Regions from separate parts of the Homo sapiens genome. Here region 1 is linked to region 2. A link is a loop called in an ENCODE intact Hi-C map of the cell type or tissue named here. Cell type or tissue: PC-3. All regions are shown on one strand. Each heading gives the region's core, and the rest is flanking DNA. Links, peaks and the distances in the headings are about the cores only.

Region 1 (2,929 bases), core at 107-2,606, 96 kb after region 2:
TATGTATATATATGTGTATATGTATATATACATATATATGTATATGTGTATATATACATATATATGTATATGTGTATATACATATACATGTATATGTATATACATATATGTATATATATACATATAGACTATATATAATATGTATATATTATATATTATATATCATATATCATATATTATATATGATATATATTATATACAATATATCATATATATGATATGATATATATTGTTATTATATATGTGTATATATAGACATAATGCATCACAGAGAATAAAGAAATGAAAACAGTATCAAAGGATATGCCATAAAAAGGAAGACTCCCTCCGCTTGCTGCCTTTTAGTTCCCTTCCCCCAAAGAGATCTCTGCGACCTGTTTCTTTAGCATCCTTCTAGAAATTGTCTATGCGCGCAGGAACATATATTTATTCTTACCTCCTTACCCTCATGCATGTTTTAGCACACATGTTATACGGAGTTCTGTATCTTGCTTTTAAAAATTTATTTAACTATTGTGGTAGTCTTCCTATCAGCTCATGGAACTGGCTCCTTTTTAGTAGCTGCATTGTATTCCATTTTACAAGTGTGCAAAACTATTCAATCAGTCCCTGATTGACGGATATTTAGGTTGTTCTAATATTTTTCTTTAACAAGCCGGGATGCCATGGATGCCCTTCCAGAAAGACAAAGGACTTAGATTTCTTTCTGTCGGATATGGGGCTTTCCCTCCCTTCCCGTCTCACTTTCCCCATAGAGTTGGCTGTGTATGTGGGGCACATCCTGTATTTTGTCTACTTGACTTTGTCAAGACTCCTTGAATGTCCTGTGTTCAGCTTTTTTCAATACATTCAAAAATCATCAGAGCTACTTTTCCTCGACAGTAACTGGCACCTAAATTAAATCACCTAAATGGCAACACTAGCTGAAAAGCGTATCTCCATAAAGATTTGGACAATACCTTCTTGGTTTCATGCAGGTTCGGCTGAGGGAAGAACAGAAGGGAAGACTGAGAATTAAGGGTACTTATTTTTTTATTCGGGAAAGGAAAACACTGTTCTTTGCAGAAGCCCAAAGTCATGAACAGGAGCCACCGTTAATTAGAGATAACTTCTAATCATACACACGTTCTGAAAATCAGCCAGTCGGCGACAGCATCGCTGCAGTAACTGCACTCCTAAAAGTAAGCGGATCCACTACAGCCCGAAAGGCAGCGCATCAGGGCCGGCCCCTCGGTCCCCTCCGCTGCTCGACAGCAGCCAATGAGCAAGTGTCTCGCTCTAGCGCCGGCGCTCCCGGAAGTCGGAGGCGAAAGGCAGCCTCCGCCTGTGATTTGCTAACACAGCTGAAAGGCCTTAGATTCCTAAATACTTAGGCTTCAGAAGCGCCACCAGACCCTGCATGACCCGCTTCCCTAAACCTTACACTAAATCAGCCCTGGGGGTTGGGAGACTTTCCCATAGAGGTACGGTTCTCTCTTGCAAGCAAACCGGAAGTTCACTTTTTTTTTCTTTTGGCATCAGATGTCAGGTTCAATGTAACGCAACTCTTTTAACAGTTGGACCTTGTTTATGGTTTGTTATGAGTTTGGACTTACGAGTGACAGATGTACTGAAGCGGCTGAGCTTAGCAAAGTCAGTCTTCCATTTTTGCAGTAGTTTATATGATCTGTTTTTTATTTGCGTATATTTGAACCACTGATTGTCAAAAAGCAAGTGTAAATTTTGTGATGAAATTTCTGACCAGTGGACATTTATTAAACAAGGAAAAGTCCTTTTGAAGCTCTTTGTGCAGTAATTGTTCATTTAGTATAAAAATGATAGAAAGTTAGATGGAAACTAGCATATATGAATGGCTAAACATAAAAGAGATGTAAGATTTTCTCAACCAGTACTAAGAAAAGTGATACACCAACAAAGTTTTTTGATTAAGAGAAACTCAGATTAAGACAAAAATAGTTGTAATAGAAGTTGTAATGGCCTTCCACACTATATCATTATCAGTCTTTCTGCTCAAATAACTATTTGAACATACTACTGACAAAGTATTTTCTGGTTCCAAAATTGCAAGCAAAATTTCAAATGCTAGGATAAAATCGACTGCCCTAATAAAAAATATAATAGCTTCATTTATTATTACAGAGATTATCAAATATCTAAATGCCTCATCTTTTTGTGGCATAGCCACAATACAAGTATCACAATACAGGTACAACTTTTCCTGCGCGCACTAGTTTTCTCATAAAAACACTTGCAACAAGGCAATTGCAGGTAGAATCCCTTCCAGGTGAGACTTCAGAAACAATAGCAAATATTTGCAGAGCCTCTTGAGTTGGCAGTTAATGAAAACGTTTTTACTGCTTTCGTTGGAAATAATACAAATAGAACTTTTGTTGGATGTATGCTTACAAGTACACTATTTATTTGAGTTGAAGCAAAGCCTCAATGATCCTATGGAAGGTATTGGCAGTCCTGCTCGTGTTCTCATAATGCTGCGTAAATAGCATTGGATGGATCTCTTCTATTGAAACTGAAGTAATTATCATGAAATTGTTCTCTTACTTTAGTATTTATAGGGTTCTAACTGAACATTTTAAGGATTTTTATGATTTTGGCATTCGGAATTATTCATTTCTCTTGCATTCAAAAATCCATTGGATCTCTTTAACAAACATAGTTGAGAGAATCTTCCATTTATTTCAAGCACTGAAATTATACTTTAATTATGAAGAAAAGGCCCCCAAAATTCTTGACTTTTAAAATAATCCATTGAATGGTGCCTAGTTATTTCTCATTCATAGTTTTCAGTGTCAATTCTGCTATAGGATTCTGCAAATTGAAAGAGCAAATAGTGTTATGGAAGTACTACTCCATTGCTAAATGTATTTGTTGAATGTGTTGAAGGAGAATTGATGAAAAATGCATCCCTTGA
Region 2 (2,929 bases), core at 234-2,733:
GTCCAACAGAAACATTTACATATGATACCAAAAGACACATAAGGAGGGAAAAAGCAACAGTATTCATAAAACTGGAAATTATTCAAATGCCTATCTACAGTAGAATAGGTAAATAAATTGTGGTATTTTCACATAATGAGACAGCAGTGTGCATGAATAAACTGTAACCCACATGGGTAAATTTTGCAACATCATGTTGAGCAAAAGAAGCCAGACTCAAAACAGTATTTACTGTATGATTAGATTCATATAAAGATTTTTTTAAAGAACAGGCAAACTAAACATACCAGTGAGTATGTCCCGGGAGGAGAGTGACTGGAAAGGCACTGAAGGGATCTTTTGGAGTGCTGGCAATGCTGTTTCTGGATTTAAGTACTAGTTAGCTGTGCATGTTCAGTTTGTGAAAATTCATTGAGCTGCACATTTGTGATTGTACATGTTTTTATACATAAATCATACTTCACTAACAATTCAGAAATGGGAGAAGAAAAAGACTGTACGAGGAATAGTGATGCAGACTGTGAGCCCTCTGTGGACTGAGACCTTTGCATGGTTTATCACTGCGTTCACCCCAGCACTTACCAGTGAGTGGCACAGCATGGATACATTAGTGAGTGTTGGCCAAAACAGGCATGGAGGTGGATTTCTAACAGAAACTTAGCTGAAGAAATAGCAGCTAATCTTAATACCATTTTAACTTACCAGTTCGCATCTATGAAAAGTATTCATATTACTTTACAAATCTCCAAATAAATTCACAGGCTATGCATGTAGCCATACACAGATGACTGCTATAACTGTAGAGAGGACAGTGATGATGGTTTCAGGAGAGGAGAACAGCAGGTATGGTATCCCCATCAGTACTCAGCACAAGGAGTGCATTTTAAACATGGAAGAGTTGAGGAGAAACATGGCCTTACAAAGCAACTAAGGCAAAAGCAGCTCTCTCCTACTGACTGGTCTAAAAGAATACGTGTGAAACAAACAAACTTTCAAAAAAGATTGCTATGATTTGGATGGCAGTCACAGGTCTCTGATTTATTATTGTTATTTTGCACAAGGTATATCTATACTATGTATTCCTTTCATATGTATCCATAATTTCACAATAAAAATGAAAAGAATAGTATGGCTTTATAGTTACCAATTTTAGAAAGAAATAACAGAAAAGAAACACAAAGGAGAAACAGGCATCTCCAACCTTTATCTCTTTAGAAATGAGAAATGTTTAACATTTAGTATTCAACCTACAGCACTTAGCATTAAGTGCTCAGGTGTTCAATTAAAGTTTGTATTATATATGAAGGAAAACTTATCTTGATCACAATGTAATTCCTACAATATTGTTTCTTCTAAAAACAACCAATTAGTATATCCCAAGAATGGAATATTCCACATTGAAAAGACAGTGAAATCAAATGTAGACACTGAAAGACAGTGACAGAGCCATGCCTAGAACCCAGGCTTGCATGTTGACTGCAGCCTGCTCAGCTCTGATAGTGAGAAGTTCCAAAAGCTATGCTTGCTCATTAGCCTGGAGTAGAGCATACTCAGGTAGACATTATGGGTGGGAAAAGGTATTCTATTCAGGAGAGTCCACCTTGATTCAGGCCTGGTCATGAGGTCCCCTCTTCCTTCAAGAACAAAGAGAGCCAAAAAGTAGGTGCATCAAGCATTTAATACCTTTCCTGTTACACTATCATCACAGAATGTTTCATTCTACAAGTATTCAACTGCTAGGTTAATTTAACAACTCTCATTAAATGTGTCAGGCCACAACTGATGTGGGGTCTGGGGACAGAACAGTGACATGGCTGGTGTTTTTGGCCTCACTAAGTCTGCAAGTTTAGCAAATGAAACACAAAGAATTACACTTACTGTATAATGTCCAATTAAAGATTAGACAGTTGCCTCTTATTCCTCCTGAAACCCTCTTAAATATAAATGTGAGTAAAATGTTGTTTGTTTAAAGGCAAAAAAACTTACAAGCAACAGGAAAGGAAGCAGCAATAAATTTCTGAAAGCTAGAAGCAGGATGACAAGTGGTAACTGACTCAGCAGACCCAAGAAAGCTAAATCCTAAACCAGAAAGCCAAAAAACAACCTGTTTTGTATCCCCCAAAAGCTCAAGAACTGGTGGCACCAGGTACTGGTAGAAGTACAAGTGAAAATGAGATTTATAAACAGACGAGATTGGGCATGTTCAGAGTGGTATGGCTGTAGACGAGATTTATAAACAGAAAGAAAGTTTGGGCCGGGTGCAGTGGCTCATGCCTGTAATCCCAGCACTTTGGGAGGCTGAGGTGGGCAGATTGCCTGAGGTCAGGAGTTTGAGACCAGCCTGACCAACATAGTGAAACCCCGTCTCTACTAAAAATACAAGAATTAGCTGGACATTGTGGTGCGTGCCTGTAATCCCAACTACTCGGGAGGCTGAGGCAGGAGAATTGCTTCAACCCGGGAGGCAGAGATTGCAGTGAGCTGAGATGGCACCACTGCACTCCAGCCTGGACAACAGAGCGAGACTCCGTCTCAAAAATAATAATAATAATAATTTGACAACAAGTAGCTAAATCAACACTGAATTCTATAGAGAAAGGACTGTGATGATTAAAGGGACTTGGGTTTTATCTGTAGCGCTTTCAATTTTTATAGGATTGTATTCATTGTTAATCAAAATTTAACAATAAGTCTAAGATGAATTTGGTAATAGATATATGAGTGTTATGTTATACTATTCTTGCAACCTTCTCTAAGTTTAAAATTATTTCTAAATAAAATTTTCTTTAAAGGTACTTTAAAAAGAAAGCAAACATGATCATTAGCAGAAAGTTTGGAAAATAAAGAAAAATCAGTCCTACCATTTTTCTTAAAACGTGTTGTTTAAAAAGAAAAAAAAAGACACTATGCATTTGTGAAAATTTATAGA

Evidence for each region. Hi-C counts contacts between places; a loop is a spot of excess contacts. Peaks named below come from ENCODE experiments on the same cell type or tissue, not always from the same donor. Only the 100,000 strongest peaks of a DNase experiment are listed, where the experiment ranks them.
Region 1: it touches region 2 in a loop (3-fold over the local background); 15 of 110 quality-filtered maps call a loop at or near these places.

Annotation. Positions count from the first base shown.
Region 1 is chr5:142,023,455-142,026,383 of GRCh38, reverse strand. No RefSeq gene overlaps it. Among named protein-coding and RNA genes, the nearest start is that of GNPDA1, 12 kb to the right of the region's middle. In PC-3, for the core only: no CTCF peak of the experiment used is centred there; a DNase peak (open chromatin) is centred at 1,373; H3K4me3 peaks cover 1,997 bases; H3K27ac peaks cover 1,246 bases.
Region 2 is chr5:142,119,579-142,122,507 of GRCh38, reverse strand. The region is part of intron 1 of NDFIP1 (Nedd4 family interacting protein 1); the gene reads right to left. Among named protein-coding and RNA genes, the nearest start is that of NDFIP1, 12 kb to the right of the region's middle. In PC-3, for the core only: no CTCF peak of the experiment used is centred there; no DNase peak of the experiment used is centred there; H3K27ac peaks cover 1,105 bases.